Regions from separate parts of the Homo sapiens genome. Here region 1 is linked to region 2. Evidence: read pairs that join two places in POLR2A ChIA-PET (ENCODE). Cell type or tissue: OCI-LY7. All regions are shown on one strand. Each heading gives the region's core, and the rest is flanking DNA. Links, peaks and the distances in the headings are about the cores only.

Region 1 (10,194 bases), core at 41-2,540, 120 kb after region 2:
CAGATACCAGGAAACCTACCCCTGCAATCAGTCTTAGATCATTCACCCTTTTAGTATGAGCTAACCATTTTACAAACATATAATCATCACCACAGCCTTAAGATACTATCATGCCTAATTTATTCATGTAGCACTTGAAATTTAAATTTTCCACAAAAAAAGGCAAAGTTTAAATAATTTGCCAACACTCTCTAATCCTTAAGGGGAAAAAAAAGCTAAATAAACGACACACATAGGACTATGTAAACCCTTAACACTAAACTGTTTCTGACAGCCCTTCAGAGCTCTGAAGACAGCAAACTCAGTCTGCCTTCTCAGCATTCTTCTAACTCTACCAAACTGGATAGCCTGAACCTTATAAAGGATCAAGAACTTAACAGAAGCCCCCGCTTGTTTCATTAAGTAACTGCCATCTACCCCTTGGTAAGCAAAAGGCAGAGTTTGAAATTTTTCATAGATTTATACAGAAAGCACAGCCTTCAACCTTTTCCTGACAATGCCTAAGAATGTGCCTCAGGCTAGCCTGAAGAAAATGAGGCAAGGGGACTAATCTCTTATTTTTCTTTTTTTTTTTTTTTTTTTTTTTTTTTGAGATGGAGTCTCCCTCTGTTGCCCAGGCTGGAGTACGGTGGCGCAATCTCCACCTCCGTCTCACTGCAACCTCGGTCTCCCGGGTTCAAGCGATTCTCCTGCATCAGCCTCCCAAATAGCTAGGATTACAGGCGCCCACCACCACACCTGGCTAATTTTTGAGACAGTCTCACATTGTCGCCCAGGCTGGAGTGCAGTGGCGCGATCTCAGCTCACTGCAAGCTCCACCTCCGGGGTTCATGCCATTCTCCTGCCTCAGCCTCCCGAGTAGCTGGGACTATACAAAAATAGTGGGGCGTGGTGGTGGACCCCTGTAGTCCTAGCTACTCAGGAGGCTGAGGCAAGAGAATCACTTGAACCCAGGAGGTGGAGGCTGCAGTGAGCTGAGATCACACCACTGCACTCCAGTCTGGGCGACAAAACAAGACTCTGTCTCAAAAAAAAAAAGTGTTTGGCATTCATTGGCTCTTAAATGGTACCTATTTAAGAGGCTGTACATGTTCCAGTGGGATGGGAAGCAGCAGAGACCAACAGAGTCTGAAGAAGCAAGCTTCTGAGTTATGAAAGCCTGGGTTCAGGAGACTAACCTATATGTAGGTTCCTAGGAAAGTCCAGTTAAAGGGCCTACTTTGCCACTGCTGCCTCCTTCTTAATGCTGAACCTCATCTCCCACAAGGGGGCAGTCTCAGCAGGTGTCAGCTGAGCCATGTGTCATCTGTCCAGGCTAACTGCCCACACATCCTTCTGCAAAGGGTACCTCTTGGTTATCAGTGCTCACTGATCCCTATATAATCAGACTCTAATCCCTGTAAAAAGATTACTTGGTGCTAGCCAAGCTAGCACCTTTGGGTCTTCCCAAACATACACCACTAATCCAGACTCTAATAACTTCATTTCCTTTAAATTACAAGATCAGAGCTGAAATAGGCCTTAGAAAGCTAGTCTGGGCTGGGCGCAATGGCTCAGGGGAGGCGGAGGTTGCAGTGAGCCAAGACTGCGCCACTGCACTCCAGCCTGGGCAACAGAGCAAGACTCCATCTTGCAAAAAATAAATAAATAAATAAAAATATGAACTATATGGATTAACCTCTTCTCTCAATAAAGTTATTTAAAAAATGGCATGCTTTATCTCTAGAGGTGATTCCCAACCATTTTGTTTTGCCCTAATACATCTGTGAGATCATCCTACATTCAGTAAGTTAGATCTTTGGGAGTGACTGATTCTAAATGAGCAGGACAGAAGAGAGGAGTATGTATACTTTGAATAAAAAGCCTTTATATTCTCCTTCCCAAGCTTTTCCATTACCCTCACCCTCACAACACACTGTAATCCAGGGGCTTCAATTTATGAAGAGAGATACCCATTTTCTTATTTGGTAGCTTCTGTTCCTACTATCTTTCCCATTCTACCACTGTGGGGAAAAGAGAGATCAGATTGTTACTGTCTCTGTGTAGAAAGAAGTAGACAGAGGAGACTCCATTTTGTTCTGTACTAAGAAAAATTCTTCTGCCTTGAGATGCTGTTAATCTGTAACCTTATCCCCAACCCTGTGCTCCCTGAAACATGTGCTGTGTCAACTCAGGGTTAAATGGATTAAGGGCTGTGCAAGATATGCTTTGTTAAAACAAATGCTTGAAGGCAGCATGCTCGTTTTAAGAGTCATCACCACTCCCTAATCTCAAGTATCCGGGGACACAAACACTGCGGAAGGCCACAGGGACCTCTGCCTAGGAAACCCAGGTATTGTCCAAGGTTTCTCCCCATGTGATAGTCTGAAATATGGCCTCGTGGGAAGGGAAAGACCTGACCGGGGTCCCCCAGCCTGACACCCTGTGCTAAGGAGGATTAGTAAAAGAGGAAGGAACGCCTCTTTGCAGTTGAGACAAGAGGAAGGCATCTGTCTCCAGCCAGTCCCTGGGCAATGGAATGTCTCAGTGTAAAACCCAATTGTATGTTCCATCTACTGAGACAGGGGAAAACCGCCTCAGGGGTGGAGGTGGGACATGCGGGCAGCAATACTGCTCTTTAAGGCATTGAGATGTTTATGTGTATGCACATCTAAAGCACAGCACTTAATTCTTTACCTTGTTCATGATGCAGAGACCTTTGTTCACGTGTTTATCTGCTGACCTTCTCTCCACTATTATCCTATGACCCTGCCACATCCCCCTCTCCGAGAAACACCCAAGAATGATCAATAAATACTAAGGGAACTCAGAGGCCGGCGGGATCCTCTGTATGCTGAACACTGGTCCCCTGGGCCCCCTTATTTCTTTCTCTATACTTTGTCTACGTGTCTTTTTCCAAGTCTCTCATTCCACCTAACGAGAAACACCCACAGGTGTGAAGGGGCAACCCACCCCTTCATACCACCACTCTGTTGTCCTGTTATCAGACAGATGGCTTACCTTCCCCATGTTTGTCAGTGAACTGGAAGGCCTGAACTAGTCTCAAAGTCTCATCCACAGAGCGGCCAACAGGGAGGTCATTTACAGTGATCTGCCGAAGAATACCCTTATCATCAATGATAAAAAGGCCCCTGGGAAAAGAGATGAAAGGAAAAGCAATACAGGTTTAGAGATGTGCTTTGTTAGAATACAGAGGCTTGAAGCCTGAAGGAAATGGACTGGTCTCCACACTCCTACTGGCCTGGCCTTAGTGAGGAGGCCCCTGCATAAAGGAATGAAATGACAAGGAGTCTCTACAGATCAGGGCTCTAGATCTCTCCAAATAAAAGGCTTTCAGCCAACTGGATACTTGTCCTGATGACATACCTGAACGAGATGCCTTCATCAGCCTTTAAGACCCCATAATCCTGAGCAATGGTGCGCTTCGGGTCTGATACCAAAGGAATGTTCATGGGTCCCAGTCCTCCTTGTTTCTTAGGTGTATTGACCCTATGGCAAAAGGCAAACATACAGTTACATTCAAACTCTTGACTTGACTGTACGCATTCCTCTTTCCCCTTTCCCATATTCCTAATCTAACTTTCCAAAAAGACTGTTTTTTTTCCGTTTTCCAGCAATAAAGTGAATGCTGAGAACAGTTAAGGTAGGTCACTAGGGTACACTCAACTGCAATTGAAGCTGCTTCTTCTCTGCTGCCAGGTCATGAGAGCAATAAGAGAAAGTCAGACTTTGCACTCCCTTCAATGAGAAGGCAATACTTGAAAGTCTATTGCCAAAGCTTCCCAGTTGCTGTTTTAAAAGTTCACATGCCAGCCAGGTGCAGTGGCTCACACCTGTAATCCCAGCACTTTGGGAGGCTGAGGTGGGCAGATCACGAGGTCAGGAGATCAAGAACATCCTGACTAACACGGTGAAACACCGTCTCTACTGAAAATACAAAAAATTAGCCAGGTATGGTGGCAGGCGCCTGTAGTCCCAGCTACTCAGGAGGCTGAGGCAGGAGAATGGCGTGAAACTGGGAGGCAGAGCTTGAAGTGAGCGGAGATCACACCACTGCACTCCAGCCTGGGCGACAAAGCAAGACTCCATCTCAAAAAAAAAAAAAAAAAAAAAAAAGTTCACATGCCAAATAGACCAAGAGATTTACCATGCTAGATGACAGAAGTGAGAATCCACAGAAGCACCAATCACTTGGCAGTTGAGTTTCTTAAATTCTTCTGCCCTATCACTGAAAGCAATGATCTCCGTGGGGCACACAAAGGTGAAGTCAAGAGGGTAAAAGAAGAACACAACATATTTTCCTGGGGGGAAAATCGGAGTCATGGTTAGCATTTGACACAGACTTCCTTGCTTTATATTTTCCTATACAAAAAGAAGCAAGTTGATGGCTGACACAATAACCACTAACTGCCAAGATGCTCAATACAGATGTCTCCTAGAAGCTACTTTTAGAACCTGGTGCATTAGGAATACCTGAATGAAAAAAACTTCCAATCCCATACTTTATTCTCCTGCCTCCATGTCATAGCTACCAATACAGAGTAAACACTGTTCAGTCTAATTTTGATCTTTTCTGAGTGGCTAAAATTAACATAAACACCAAGTTCTCCAAAGATAGCAAAAGCAAGGATGCACTTATAAGCATGGCCTAATGCCAATGCTTAACAATACCCAGAGAAAGCTGAATTGCAGTACTCCTCTGCTGTAGAGATAAGACACCAATAAGAAGTCACAGCCTTTGCACTTCTCCCGTGATGAACCATAGTAATGGAACAAGCATGGTTTAAGTGATCACATGTGTTCCTAACGTGCCTGACAGGACAGGAAAAATTTTAAGCCAGGCACAGTGGTGCGTGTCTGTAGTCCCAGCTACTTGGGAGGCTGAGGTGGGAGGATCCCTTGACCCCAGGAGTTTGAGGCCAGCCTGGGCAACACAGCAAGACTGTCTCAAAACAACAGAAATATATATATACATATACACAGAGAGAGAGAGAGAAAGAGGGAGACAGAGAGAGACAGAAAAGACAAAAGTACTAGTGAGTAACAGAACTTCTAGCTGCAATTTTAATGAAGTCACTGGGATTAACCACTGAAATAACAGATCTTCAAACTGGCCAGGCAGCCTTCTCGCCACACCCACCAGGCTTAAATACTAGAACAATTCCAAATATTCACTCATTTCCAGGTAGCAGCAATGTTTGAAAAGTCAAACAGGCTGGGTGTGGTGGCATGGTGGCTGACGTCTGTAATCCCAGCAGTTTGGGAGGCAGTTTGGGAGGCCGAGGCGGGTGGATCACCTGAGGTCAGGAGTTCAAGACCAGGCTGACCAACATGGTAAAACATGTCTCTACTAAAAATACAAAAATTAGCTGGGTGTGACAGCGGGGGCCTGAAATCTCAGCTACTGGGGAGGCTGAGCCAGGAGAATCACTTGAACCGGGGAGATGGAGGTCGCAGTGACCTGAGATCATGCCACTGCACTACAGCCTGTGCGACAAGATCAAAATTCCACCTCAAAAAAAAAAAAAAAAAGCCAAACAAGCAGCCCTTTTTGACATTTACCACTTTGCAGTATCACTGGAAACTAACTCATCTAAACAACCCTTCCAGCTTTGCCTAACAAGCACTTTGGGGCCTCAGCAGGTCAAGCTCTGGAGGGCAGAGAACAGCTCCTCCTAGACCTCCTGCTTATACCCCTGGGCCCAGGTCACCTCCCTATGGTGCAACTTACCTTGTTTGCTGGGAGAAGCCCCAAGAACAAAGTGTGATTATGTCAGGAAACCTAGTCAAATGTTCTACCAAAAACTAACTCCAGGGACTAATGCTACACCACTGAGAAAAGGACACTTGACACCTGAGTTTCAGGTTAGCATTCTAAGGAATCTATATCCTCAACTGTCCCAGGAGATCGAGCTGCTCTGGAACTACAAGGTAAAGAAAGGAGGAGCCTCAACAGAACTTGCCAAGTGTCTGCATGAAACTATGACAACAGAGGCCGGGCGCAGTGGCTCACGCCTGTAATCCCAGAACTTTGGGAGGCCAAGGCAGGCGGATCACAAGGTCAGGAGATCGAGACCATCCTGGCAAACATGGTGAAACCCCGTCTCTACTAAAAATACAAAAAAATTAGCCAAGCATGGTTGCGGGCGCCTGTAGTCCCAGCTACTCAAGAGGCTGAGGCCTGAGAATGGCATGAACCCAGAAGGCGGAGCTTGCAGTGAGCTGAGATCGCACCACTGCACTCTAGCCTGGGCGACAAAGCGAGACTCCGTCTCAAAAAAAAAAAAAAAAAAAAAAACTATGACAACAGAAAGGAGAGTTGTTCCATCTGTAATATCAACTCTCCTCCGGGGTCAAAACAGGCAAGGGAAAGTGCCTAGCCCTCAGCCTAATATTAACAGCTGTGATATATACGTGACCCAAACAAACTGAACGAGCAGTGTCACAGCTCCAGAGATTTGAGTGAGCTCTGAGACTTTAAATGTAGAATGTCTCTTATAACAAGAGATAATGAGTATTTCTCCAATAATAAAATAGAGGAGGGCCAGAGGCAGTGGCTCACACCTGTTATCCCAGCACTTTGAAAGGCTAGGGCAGGCAGAGGGCTTGAGCCCAGGAGTTGGAGACCAGCCTGGGCAACATGGCGCCCAGCTCTACAAAAAGTACAAAAATTAAGCCAGGCGTGGTGGCTCATGCCTGTAATCCCAGCATTTTGGGACGCCGAGGTGGGCGGATCATCTGAGGTCAGGAGTTCGAGACCAGCCTGACCACCATGGAGAAACCCCGTCTCTACTAAAAATACAAAAAAAAATTAGCCAGGCATGATGGCGCATGCCTGTAATCCCAGCTACTCGGGAGGCTGAGGCAGGAGAATTGCTTGAACCTGGGCAGTGGAGGTTGTGGTGAGCCGAGATCACGCCATTGCACTCTAGCCTGGGCAACAAGAGCAAAACTCCATCTCAAAAAAAAAAAAAAAAAAAAAAAGTACAAAAATTAGCCAGGCATGGCAGCATGCCCCTACAGTCCCAGCTACTTGGGAGGCTGAGGTAGGAGGACCACCTGAGCCCAGAGAGGTAGAGGCTGCAGTGAGCCATGACTGCGCCACTGCACTCCAGCCTGGGTGACAGAATGAGACCCTGTCTCAAAAATAAAAATAAAGAAAGAAAATAGACGAGGAATACTGAAAAGATAATTGAGCTAGTATGTCCAGACATAATGAAGCATGTGGTTTCTCCAGAAGTGGTTTGGTCCTAGGATATATACCCTGTAATCACTTGATAATCACCACTTCAACATGAAGGTAACAACCTAAATACTTCTTCCTAGGAGACAAAACATTTTACAGTCAAACAACATTGACACAAATCTAACAAGCCACCCCTAGAATATAAAATAACTCCATCTCAATGAGCCCAGTGTTAATTCTCTCACCTTTGTAGTCAGACAGGCTGATATCTTTAAACTGACCATCTGGCATAACAGCTGTGGCTTTGAAGTTGGGGGCAGGGTGCCCAATTTTAGCATTTCCTGAAGACATCTTCCTATCAGCTAGAAATAACAGAAATGAATTAGAAACAAGCCTTAATTTTCTACATAACCAGCAGCCTTCACCTACTTAAAGAGACTTAGCTGTAAACAATCAAGGCATTGTCCAGTGTCCCTGAATACATTAAATGTTGTTTTAGTAAGAAGCTCCAGCCAGCAGTCAAGGGTCACAGTCTGAGCTTTCCAACTTTTGGAACGAAACAAGTCTCTGAATCTCAGCCTTTGTTTTCATTTAAAAACAGCAAGGCAATTTCTTTATATACTGAGATAACCTCTCATTCTTTCTGAACCATAATTAGTGCAGTGGCATCTTATTCATTATACAGAAGCAGAGAGAGAGGCAGATGAAGACTCTCAAACCAGAATCCAAATGCACAATGCCACAAACACTTTTGTTTGGCTCCCCAAAAGTCACGTTGACCTTTCCCATCACTGTGCCTCCACCTGCCTTCATAACATCAGAAGCATATTTGACTTTTCTCCAGGTAGCTTTGTCCAAGACAGCACACAACCTATAACTAATTCAACTTGTTTTATTTGTTTTTGTTTTGTTTTGTTTTTTTGACGGAGTTTCGCTCTTGGGGCCCAGGCTGGAATGCAATGGCATTATCTCGGCTCACTGCAACCTCCACCTCTCAGGTTCAAGGGATTCTCCTGCCTCAGCCTCCATAGTAGCTGGGATTACAGGCGCAGGCCACCACACCCGGCTAATTTTTTTGTACTTCTATTAGAGACGGGATTTCTCCATGTTGGTCAGGCTAGTCTCAAACTCCTCACCTCAGATGATTGCCCAACTCAGTCTCCCAAAATGCTGGGATTACAGGCGTGAGCCACCGCGCCCTTCCAGTCAGTCCAACTTTTAAGAGGCAAGACCACTGGGCGCAGTGTCTCACACCTGTAATCCCAGCACTTTGAGAGGCTCAGGCGGGCGGATCACCGGGTCAGGAGTTCGAGACCAGTCTGGCCAACATGGTGAAACCCCGTCTCTACTAGAAACACAAAAATTAGTCGGGCGTGGTGGTGCATGCCTGTAATCGCAACTACTCAGGAGGCTGAAGCAGGAGAATCACTTGAACCCGGGAGGCAGAGGTTGCAGTAAGCTGAGATCGCGCCACTGCACTCCAGCCTGGGCAACAGAGTGAGACTCTGTCTCCAAAAAAAAAAAAAAAAAAAAGAGGCAAGACCAAGATATTGATTGGCATCTGCTTAATTTCAAATCTTTAGGTATTGTGTAAGCCCTAGAATTCCCTTCACCATTTGTGAAGGTGGGTTCCTGACTTTGGGGCTAATATCCCAGGGCGAAAACAAGTATAAGAATCAATTTACTGCTGAAAAGGAAGGTTGCACTGGATTCACCCAGATCAACACCAAGATTAGTATTGAGATCTTGGCCAAGCGCTGTGGCTCAAGCCTGTAATCCCAGCACTTTGGGAGGCCGAGGCAGGCAGATCACCTGAGGTCAGAAGTTCGAGACCAGCCTGGCCATCATAGTGAAACCCCGTCTCTAACAAAAATACAAAAAATTAGCCGGGGGTGGTGGCACGCGCCTGCAGTCCCAGCTACTCGGGAGGCTGAGGCAGGAGAATGGCGTGAACCCGGGAGGCGGAGGCTGCAGTGAGCCGAGATCCAGCCACTGCACTCCAGCCTGGGCGACAGAGCGAGACTCCGTCTCAAAAAAAAAAAAAAAAAAAAAATACAAAAATTAGCCGGGGCTTGGTGGCACAAGCCTGTAATCCCAGCTACTCCTAAGGCTGAGGCAGAAGAATTGCTTGAATTCGGGAGACAGGGGTTGCAGTAAGCCGAGACCGCGCCACTGCACTCCAGCCTGGCCGACAGAGCGAGACTCTAGCTCAAAAAACAGAGATTTAACCCACTAAGCCGCGGTCTGAAAGCTTTTCCAAGTCCCAAAGTTCTTAGTTCACAATACCACAAGCAAAAGAAATTTTGTAAGCATGGATCTTAGCAAACTTTTAACTGTTTTTTAAAAAGTCCTTAACACCTTTAACGACAAAAAACAAAAACCAAAAACTAAGGCATGCTGCAACTTGGTGCCCCCAAATGGCCTTCTCGTCCAATCCTTCTTTCCCAAGTGGCCCCCAAGTACAAAACCCAACCAATTCGGGGTAAAGGCTGCTGGGATTCAGGCCGCCACCGGGCCCCTTCAGGGGATCTGCCCAGCGTAGAGGGCCACATCCCTAAACCCCACTTCAGGTGCCCCCTGTCCCTCCCCAGCACTGGAGAAAGCACCAGCAGAGAGAGTGCTTCAGCGGGGACATTTGGGCTCATCGCTAACTCCATTCCACGTACAGGAAAATAAAGACGGGGAAAGGGTACCCGAAGCTCCGCAGCTAGTCAAGGCTCAGGACCCGGAACAGCCAAATACATAGAGGCTGTCTTCTACAGCCACGAGTCTGGATACAGGTCCATTCCAGAAGCTTCCCGAACCCACCCCGTCCGGCAGGAGGCTAGTCTCGGAGACCCCCACCACCAGCCCGCCCAGACGCCGCGCCACGTGCTCGAGTTGCCGGGGGAAGACTCGACTCGAGTCCACGCTTGCCTTGGGGTTCAACCAGGTTCCCGCACCTACGTGGGGGGCCCACGAGAGGGGTGTGCGCAGCGCTCAAGCAGTCTCGGACTCCGGGCCTCCCC
Region 2 (10,194 bases), core at 3,997-6,496:
CCACTTGAGCCCAGGAAGTTGAGGCTGCAGTGAGCTGAGATCATGCCACTGTACTCAAGCCTGGGTGACAGCGTGAGACCCTGTCTCCAACAAAAATACACAGGAAGAGAGACCTGATCTGGCATACTCAGCCCCTTTGCCATGTGATGCCCTGAGCCACTTCGGGACTCTGCAGAGAGTCCCCACCAGCAAGAAGACTCTCACCAGATGTGGCCTCTCAACCCTGGACTTCTCAGCCTCCATAACTGTAAGAAATAGTTTCCTTTTCTTTATAAATTACCCAGTTTCTGGTATTCTAAGCAATAGAAAACACTAAGGCATTGACCCTTCCTCTAGAGCACAGGGATATCTCTCCATTTCCACCTGGGAGACATTAAGAAAGTTACCTAATCTTTATAAATCGCAATTTCCTCATCTATAAAAATGGACAGAAAAATAACACCACCTTAAAAGGTTGTTATGAGAATTAAATGGGATATTTTCAAGTATACTGTGTAGCAATGCCTAGTGTATGCTCAAATAAAGGTCAGTGGTTTTTATTTTATCATTATTAACAATCCTAAATTACATTATCCTTTACATGGCTATGAGAGTTACCTTTTCAAAACACAAAATATGTCATTCTCTTTTTCATAACCCTTCAATGGTTCCCTTCTGCCTACAGAATAACATTAAAACTTCCCATGATCCACTCCAACTTATCTTTGAAACCTCACATTTTCCCATGAGCCTTATTCTTCATCCACCTGTCCTTTTCCTCTGGGCTCTATGACCCTAGCCTACAAATATATAGTTAAATTTCCCTCATCTTAAAAAATTCTTCCGCCAGGCACAGTGGCTCACACCTGGAATCCTGGCACTTGGGGAGGCCAAGGCGGGCAGATCTCTTGAGCCCAGGAGATCAAGACCAGCCTGGAGAATACGGTGAAATATGATCTTTACAAAAAATACAAAATAATAATTGTATTTTTTATACAAAAAAATACAAAAATTAGCCAGGCATGGTGGCATGCCTGTGGTCCCAGCTACTCAGTAGGCTGAGGCAGGAGGATCACTTTAGCCAGGGAGGCAGAAGTTGCAGTGAGCCAAGATCACGCCACTGCACTCCAGCCTGGGCAACAGAGCGAGACTCTGTCTAAAAAATAAAAATAGAAATCTTCCCTTGCCCCCTCACTAAAATATGAATCTAATTCACTTTTTATTTGTTACCAAACTTTAAGAATAGGTTACATTCTCTATCTATGTTTCTAAGGTTTTTTTTTTTTCTTTAAAAAGAGTCTTACTTTGTTGCCCAGGCTGGAGTGCAGTGGTGTGATCACTGCTCATTGCAACCTTGAACTTCTGGGCTCAAGCAATCCTCCCACCTCAGCCTCATGAGCAGCTAGGACTATAGGTGTGCACCACCACGCCTGGCTAATTTTGGTATTATTATTATTATTGTTATTGTTATTATTATTATTATCATAGCGATAGGGTCTCATTATGTTGCCTAGGCTGGTCTGGAACTCCTGGCCTCAAGAAATCCTCCCACCTCAGCTTCCTAAAGTGCTGAGCTTACAGGCGTGAGCCATTGCACCCAGCCTCTAGCTACATTTCTTTTTTTTTTTTTTTGAGATGGAGTCTCACTCTGCGCCCAGGCTGGAGTGCAGTGGCGCGATCTCGGCTCACTGTAAGCTCTGCCTCCCGGGTTCATGCCATTCTCCTGCCCCAGCCTCCCGAGTAGCTGGAACTATAGGCGCATGCCACCACACCCAGCTAATTTTTGTATTTTTAGTAGAGATGGGGTTTCACTGTGTTAGCCAGGATGGTCTTGATCTCCTGACCTCGTGATCCGCCCCCCTCAGCCTCCCAAAGTGCTGGGATTACAGGTGTGAGCCACTGCGCCCAGCCCTTTTTTTTTTTTTTTTTTTGAGACAGGGTCTTGCTTTGTTGTCCAGGCTGGAGTACAACAGTGTGATTATAGCTCACTGCAACCTCAACCTCATTGGCTCACGTGATCCTCCCACCTCAGCCTCCTGAGTAGCTGGGACTACAGGCACACATCACCACAGCGAGCAAATTTTTTAATTTTTTAAATAGAGCTGGGGTCTTGCTGTTGTCCAGGTTGGTCTTGAACTGTTTGTGTCAAGCAATCCTCCTGCATTGGCCCCATATCACTCTTGAAACTTTTCTCACTATGGAAGATTCAGAGCTTCATTTATCTCTGCATTTCTACTACCTAGTATAGTGTCTGGAACACAGTAAGCTAGTTATCAGTAAAGATTTATTAAATGGCATGAATGATTTTTATGACTTGGAAACTTGGTTGAAGTTCCTTCCTTGAATTGGAATACTATATTTACTGAAAATCATCCAAGATCAGCTAAAATTTCATCTTCTATACAAAGGATCTCCTGGACGCCCTTAGCATTAATCTCTTCTCTCTCTCTTTTGTCTCTCCCTACCTCCCACAGTATAACTAGCACTTTTCACCCTACTTTGAATGACTGCTAATTAGCATTAAGTTAAGTGGTCTGGATCTAGAGTTAGACTGCTTTGATTTGAATCCTGGCTCTACCATTTACTGATGACCTCTCTGCAATTCAGTTTCTTCACATGCAAAATGTAAATATTAATATTACCTAACCCATATGGTTATTGTGAAGATGAAATAAGATAACTTGGGCTTCTGGAACATAATAAACACTAGAAAATGTTAGCTATTCTTGCTAATCTAACATTTCTGACTCCTTCCCCAGACTGGAATATAAGGTATTGATTGATTGATTGATTGACTGATTGAGACTGTCTCGCTCTGTCACCCAGGCTGAAGTGCAGTGGTGCAATCTTGCCTCACTGCAACCTCCGCCTCCCGGGTTCAAGCAATTCTCCTGCCTCAGCCTCCTGAGTAGCTGAGATTACAGGCACCTGCCACCATGCCCAGGTAATTTTTGTATTTTTAGTACAGACAGGGCTTCACCATGTTGGCCAGGCTGGTCTTAAACTTCCTCACCTTAGGTGATCCACCCACCTCAGGTGATCTGCCTGCCTTAGCCTCCCAAAGTGCTGGGATTACAGGCATAAGCCACCGTGCTTGGCCTATTTGAATATTTTTTAGCCCGGCGCGGTGGCTCACGCCTGTAATCCCAGCACTTTGCGAGGCAGAAGCTGGCGGATCACCTCAGGTCGGGAGTTTGAGACCAGCCTGACCAACATGGAAAACCCTGTCTCTACTAAAAATACAAAATTAGCCAGGTGTGGTGGCACATGCCTGTAATCCCAGATACTCGGGAGGCTGAGGCAGGAGAATTGCTTGAACCCAGGAGGTGGAGGTTGTGGTGAGCCGAGAGCGCACCATTGCACTCCGGCCTGGGCAACAAGAGTGAAACTCTGTCTCAAAAAAAAAAAAAAAATTTATTTTTTAGAGATAGTATTGCTTTGTTGCCCAGGCTGGTCTCAAATTCCTGGGCTCAAGTGATCCTCCCACCTCGGCCTCCCAAAGTGCTAGGATTACAGGCATGAGCCACTATGCCGGGCCAAGGCTTTTAAGAGTACAGATCTTGTCTCATTTGTTTCTATATACAATGTCTCACACAAAATGTTTCGTACACAAGTTGCTAAACACACATTTATTGAATGAAGAAGCAATAATTACCAAATTAACTTCACAATGTAAACTCGTGTTACATTAAAGAACATTAGAGGCAAGTACAAGGCAGTAAAGCCAAGAGGTATTTGATTTTCTTTAATCAAATATTTATAAAGAAGTCAGGCAATAGGATTCTACTAGAAAAACAATGGCTACATTTTAAAATCATGGGTTTTTCTAGAAGCTGAAAAGACCTGGTTTGGATGTGACACACCCTTGCTTTTCTTCCTCCCAGGCCCACTATTATTTTGACCACACCATCTACAGAGATGTCATAGCACATCCAGGCAGGCACTGGCTTCATAGGAGAGTTTTCTGTCTGCTTTCTTCCCACCCTCTACTCAAATAACCATATCACAATCGTGTCACACAACTCTACTTCTACGTGCAACTTTACTGCCTAACCTCTCCCAAATCATTCCTAATGGAAAACCACCACCACATCCAAAGTGGTGTCACAGAGCTGGCAAGCTGAGACATGCATTAGCTTTATATTGGAAAAAGAGCGGCCGGGCATAGTGGCTCATGTCTGTAATCCCAGCACTTTGGGAGGCCAAGGTGGGAGGATCACGAGGTCAAGAGATCAAGACCATCCTGGCCAACATGGTGAAACCCCATCTCTACTAAAAATACAAAAATTAGCCAGGCGTGGTGGTGGGCGTCTGTAGTCCCAGCTACTCGGGAGGCTGAGGCAGGAGAATAGCTTGAACCTGGGAGATGGAGGTTGCAGTGAGCTAAGATTGTGCCACTGCACTTCAGCCTGGGTGACAGTGAGACTCCGTCTCAAAAAAAAAAAAAAAAAGAGCTTGAACAGAGTTAATCACTCTAAATGTTGTAAAAAAACAATATACTATAAAGAGGAAATATTACTCATCCTTGACAGGGAAGTGACATGTGCCTAGAAAAGCACGTAACATCAACAATAAGTTTTCACTAAAGTTTTTATTGCTAACTATATCAAAAATCGAAATGAAGCCTCAAATCATTGTCATGTCACAAGACCTTAAAAATTTATATTCTGAATGATTTTTATTCCCCTATCCCCATACCCCACCCCAAATCATACCAGCTAGAATTACTTAACTCAGGAAGGGGGTGCTTTCTTAATGCATGTGCTTTGAGAGTAAGTGATTACTCAACTTTGTTATTTTTAGTTTCATATGACATACAGATTCATGTTGAGAAGGAGGGTTGCTTTTTTTTTTGAGACAAGGTCTTGCTCTGTCGCCCAGTCTGGAGTGCGGTGGCACAGTGCAATAGTGTGATCATAAGCTCGCTGCAGCCTCAACCTCCCAGTCTCAAGTGACTCTCCTGTCTCACTGTCTCAGCCTCCTGAGCAGCTGGGACTACAGGCACACACCACAGCTGGCTTTTTTTTTTTTTTTTTTTTTGGTAGAGACAGGGTCTCACTGTGTTGCCTAGGCTGGTCTCAAGTTCCTGGCCTCAAGTGATCTTCCTGCCTTGGCTTCCCAAAGTAAGCCACCACACTAGGCCAAGGATTGCTTTTGTACTTTAGACCACTGTGGAAACAAACCCATGAAGGATCTTGTCAAAATGCAGACTCGCACTCTGTAGGTCAGGGATGGGGCCTAAGAATCTGAATTTCTAAACTCCCAGGTGATGCTGATGTCGCTTGGTCTACAGACTACATGCAGTGAGTAGCAAAGCCTTTAAACAAATGACTGTTTATCACTGCTCTAAAGATAGTAAGACCAACAGGAAACTCTTTTTTTTTTTTTTTTTTTTTTTTTTTTTAAAGACAGAGCCGCACTCTGTTGCCCAGGCTGCAGTACAATGGCTCAGTCTTGGTTCACTGCACCTCTGCCTCCTGAGTTCAAGCGATTCTCCTGCCTCAGCCTCCCGAGTAGCTGGGATTAGAGGCGGCCACCACACCTGGCTAATTTTTGTATTTTTAGTAGAGACGGGGTGTTTCACCATGTTGGCTAGGCTGGTCTCGAACTCCTGACCTCAAGTGATCCGCCCGTCTCAGCCTCCCAAAAGGCTGGGATTACAGGCATTAGCCACTGCACCCGGCCCCAACAGGAAACTCTTAACTCTGATACTACTGGTAAACTAGACTTTGTCTAGAGACTAGAGTCTTTTCTATAGCATGATTTACCATTCCCCATAAAGTGTCATTATTAAGCTTTTCCACATCTTTGCCTTTTCTCAGACTGTTCCCACTACCTAAAATGCCCCTCTCTTCATTTCCACATACCTTACTTAACGATGGGGATACATTCTGAGAAATGCATTCTTAGGTGATTTTGTGGTTGCATAATCATAGAGTGTACTTACATAAACCTGGATGGTATAGCCTACAATACCCTCAGGCTATACGGTAGAGTCTATTGATCCTAGGCTACAAGCCTGTACAGCATATTACTGTACTGAATACTGTAGACAACTGCAACAAAATGGTAAGTTTTGTGTATCTTAACATATCTAAACATAGAAAAGGTACAGTAAAAATATGGTATTATAATCTCATGGAACCACCATCATGTATGCGGTCTGTTGTTGACCAAAACATCTTATGCACTGCATTACTGTAGTTAGATTCTACTCATCCTCAAATACCAGTTCAAATACTTCCTTCTCATGTTCTTCAACTACCAAGGCAGCCATTTACACTCCTTTCTTTTCTTTTCTTTTCTTTTTTTTTTTTTTTGAGACAAGGTCCCACTCTGTCACCCAGGCTGGAGTGCAGTGTTGCAATTACAGCTCACTGCAACCTTGAACTCCTGGGCTCAAACAATCTTTCTGCCTCACCCTCCCAAATATGCTAGGATTACAGGTGTGAGCCACCATGCCCAGCCTATATCACCTTCCTATAGCATCATTTCCAAGCTTTAACTATGTTTTATCACATGCCTTATAACTTTTTTACTAGACCACAAGCTTCTTAACAGCAAGATACCATTCTCTTGCCTGGCATATGACAATATATAAACGCTTGTTAGTCTTTCTCTGAAGGAGGTTAAAAATAAAAAACACTTGCTGGGTAAATTATGGTTTGTTTTGTTTTGTTTTGTTTTTGAGGCAAGATCTAGCTCTGTCAACTACGCTGGAGAGCAGTGGCACCATCATAGCTCACTGCAGCCTCAAACTCCTGGGCTCAAGTGATTCTTCACTGGGTAAATTTATTTTTATTTATTTTTATTTATTTTTATTTTGAGACTGGGTCTTGCTCTGTCACCCAGGCTAGAATGCAGCAGCGCTATCTGGCCTCCATGTTCAAGTGATTCTCCCACCTCAGCCTCCCAAGTAGCTAAGATTACAGGCATGTGCCCCCATACCTGGCTAATTTTTTTGTATTTTTAGTAGAGACAGGGTTTCACCATGTTGGCCAGGCTGGTCTTGAACTCCTGACCTCAAGTGATCCACCCGCCTCAGCCTCCCAAAGTACTGGGATTACAGGTGTGAGCTACTGCGCCCAGCCTTCACTGGGTAAATTTAAAACACAACTCAAAATTTTTTGAGTACCTATTATGTGCCAGGCACTGGCAACGATGATAATGATGATGGTATGAGATAACTCTTTTTTTTTTTTGAAACAGAGTCTCACTCTGTTGCCCACGCTGGAGTGCAGTAGTGCAATCTCAGCTTACTGCAACCTCTGCCTCCCAGGTTCAAGCAATTCTCCTGCCTCAGCCTCCCGAGTAGCTGGGATTACAGGCGCCTGCCACCATGCCTGGCTAATTTTTATATTTTTAGTAGAGACAGGGTTTTGCCACGTTGGCCAGGCTGGTCTCGAACTCCTGACCTCAGGTGATCCACCTGCCTCGGCCTCCCAAAGTGCTGGGATTACAGGCATGAGCCACCACGCCCGGCCTGGTATCAGCTAAGTTGTTTTTTTTTTTTTTTTTTTTTTTGAGATGGAGTCTCACTTCGTTGCTCTGTTGCCCAGGCTGGAGTGCAGTGGCACAATCTTGGCTCACTGCAACCTCCACCTCCCAGGTTCAGGGGATTCTCCTGCCTCAGCCTCCCAAGCAGCTGGGATTACAAGCGTGCACCACCATGCCTGACTAATTTTGGTATTTTTATTAGAGACAGCATTTTACCATGTTGGCCAGGCGGGTCTCAAACTCCTGACCTCAAGTGATCCGCCATCCTCGGCCTCCTGAAGTGCTGGGATTACAGGTGTGAGCCACCACACCCAGCCTGGTATCAGCTAACTCTTAATGAGCACTTACTATGCAGGCATTGTTCTAAGCACTTTACCTTATATGAAATCATTTAATCCTCATAATAACCCAATGAAGTAGTACTTTTATTATCCCAATCATACCAATAAAGAAACTGAGGCACAGAGATTAAGTAACTTGCCCCAAATCATACAGCTAATAAAAGGCAGAGCCGGGAGTCAAACCTAAACAGTTGATTATAGAGTCTGTGTTCTTAATCACAATGCTATATTACCTCTCTGTATAGTTATACAAAGTATATAAAGATGAGCAAGACACAATCACTTCCCTTGAGAAACTGCTACTCAAAAAGCTTTTGTGGCAGCTTACAGATCCCGATTAAAGTCCAAATTCCTTACCATGTTATTCAAAGGTCTGAATGATCTGATCCAAACCTCTCTTGCTTTATCTCCTATTACATCCACCTGCATTCTCTCTCTTTTCTTTTTCTTTTGCATTTTATAAAATTCTTATTTTTCCAACCCGGACCCAGAGCCAGCACCGCCTGCAGGCTCTGAGGCCACAGGCACCACCTGCATTCTCTATGTTGCAGTTATACAACCTGCCACTTCTAAATATGTCCTGAATCCTCCTACTTCCATATTGTTGTGAGAATGAGTCTCTCTGTCTGGAATCCATTTTTCAAAGCTCTATGAATCCTTAAAAACTTGGCTCAAGAACACCTCCAAATAACAACAACAATAATAGCACCAAACATTTATATAGCATTTAGTGTGCCAGACATGTCCACATATTAAATCACCTAACTCTTTTTGTGTTTTTTAGAGACAGGATCTCACTCTATCACTCAGGCTGGAGTGCAGTGGCGTGATCATAGCTAACTGCAGCCTTGAACTCATGGGCTCACACGATCCTCCCACCTCGGCCTCCAAAATAGCTGAGACTACAAGCATGCACCATCTCACCTGGCTAATTTTTTAATTTTTTTGTAGAGATGGGGTTTCCTTATGTTGTCCAGGCTACTCTCGAACTCCTGGCCTCAAGCAATTCTTCTGTTTCAGCCTCCCAAAGGGCTGGGATTACAGGTGGGAGCCACTGTGCCTGGCCTGTCACTGAATTCTTAAAATAGCTCTTTGAAGTTGGTTATAAGAATCTCTAGCTCAGAGATGTAATTTCAAATATTTCCAATCATAATTAATCTTTCTCGAGGCGGGAGAATCACTTGAGGTCAAGGGTTCAAGACCAGCCTGGCCAACATGGAGAAACCCAATCTCTACCAAAAATACAAAAAAAATTAGCTGGGTGTGGTGGCGTGCACCTGTAGTCCCAGTTACTCAGGAGGCTGAGGCAGAAGAAAATTGCTTGAACCCAGGAGGCAGAGGCTGCAGTGAGCCGAGATTGAGCCACTGCACTCCAGCCTGGGTGACAGAGCAAGCCTCCGTTTCAAAAAAATAATAATAAAAATAAAAATAAACCTCTACTGGAGCATTTATTAGGCCCTGCCTTCTACATCAAGTTTTACCTAATGTCTACCTCTTCCATGATATTAAAAGGTTTTTGAGGGCAGGGATCCTGTGTGTGGAAGAGAATAGCTACTTGTTCAACAAATTGCTTCCCCTTTCCTCCTGAAGTAGATTACATTTCCCAGTGTTTATTATAGTTGGTTAAGACTGTAACACTAAGTTCTGGCCAGTGGTATATGGGCAGAAGTGATTATGTCATTTCTAGGCCTGTTCCATAAAACCTCAACACTATTTTCCACAGCTTCTTCCTTCATCTGCCAGCAGATGCAGAAGATCCAGTGGAGGAACCTGAGGCCCTCTTCTAGGTGAAAATGAGCTCTCCTTCCACCTCTACCCAACCTCCATTGGACTAGGACCTGAAAAAAAAAAAAAAAAAAAAAAAACAAGCCTTTAAGCCACTAGTTAGTCCACCTGGACAACATATACCATGTAGTTTTGTGCCTCTCCATACACTTAAAACATTGCCTTGTTCACAGTTAGTTCTCAGTATTCATTGAACTTAAATAAAAGTTGAAATTTTTTTTTTTTTTTTTTTTTTTTTTGAGACAAGGTCTCCATCTTTTGCCCAGGCTGGAGTGCAGTGGCACGATCTTGGCTCACTGTAGCCTCCACTTCCTGGGCTCAAGCGATCCTCCCACCTCAGCCTCCCAAGTAGCTGGGACTACAGGTACGCACCACCACACCCAGCTAATTTTTGTATTTTTTTTGAGATGGAGTTTTGCTCTTGTTACCCAGGCTAGAGTGAAGTGGCATGATCTCAGCTCACTGCAACCTCCACCTCCCAGGTTCAAGCAATTCTCCTGCCTCAGCATCCCGAGTAGCTGGGATTATAGGCATGCGCCACCACACCCAGCTAATTTTTGTATTTTTAGTAGAGATGGGGTTTCTCCATGTT

The links. ChIA-PET counts read pairs that join two places held together with the same protein. Peaks named below come from ENCODE experiments on the same cell type or tissue, not always from the same donor. Only the 100,000 strongest peaks of a DNase experiment are listed, where the experiment ranks them.
Region 1: POLR2A ChIA-PET joins it to region 2 with 19 read pairs; 11 of 35 experiments call an interaction of 5 or more read pairs at or near these places.

Annotation. Positions count from the first base shown.
Region 1 is chr1:45,511,507-45,521,700 of GRCh38, forward strand. MMACHC (metabolism of cobalamin associated C) reads left to right here. Exons shown (of 4, transcript NM_015506.3): 4 at 1-1,876. It overlaps PRDX1 (peroxiredoxin 1), which reads right to left. Exons shown (of 6, transcript NM_181697.3): 2 at 7,432-7,548; 3 at 4,148-4,301; 4 at 3,367-3,489; 5 at 3,001-3,131. The coding sequence starts at 7,537. Among named protein-coding and RNA genes, the nearest start is that of PRDX1, 5.3 kb to the right of the region's middle. RefSeq lists a silencer at 9,572-9,734. In OCI-LY7, for the core only: CTCF peaks have their summits at 1,248 (motif pointing right) and 1,447; a DNase peak (open chromatin) is centred at 1,265.
Region 2 is chr1:45,389,326-45,399,519 of GRCh38, forward strand. All of the region lies in intron 3 of TESK2 (testis associated actin remodelling kinase 2), which reads right to left. Among named protein-coding and RNA genes, the nearest start is that of TOE1, 54 kb to the left of the region's middle. RefSeq lists enhancers at 1,239-1,739, 4,667-4,736. In OCI-LY7, for the core only: no CTCF peak of the experiment used is centred there; DNase peaks (open chromatin) are centred at 4,926 and 5,276; H3K4me3 peaks cover 1,237 bases; H3K27ac peaks cover 2,500 bases.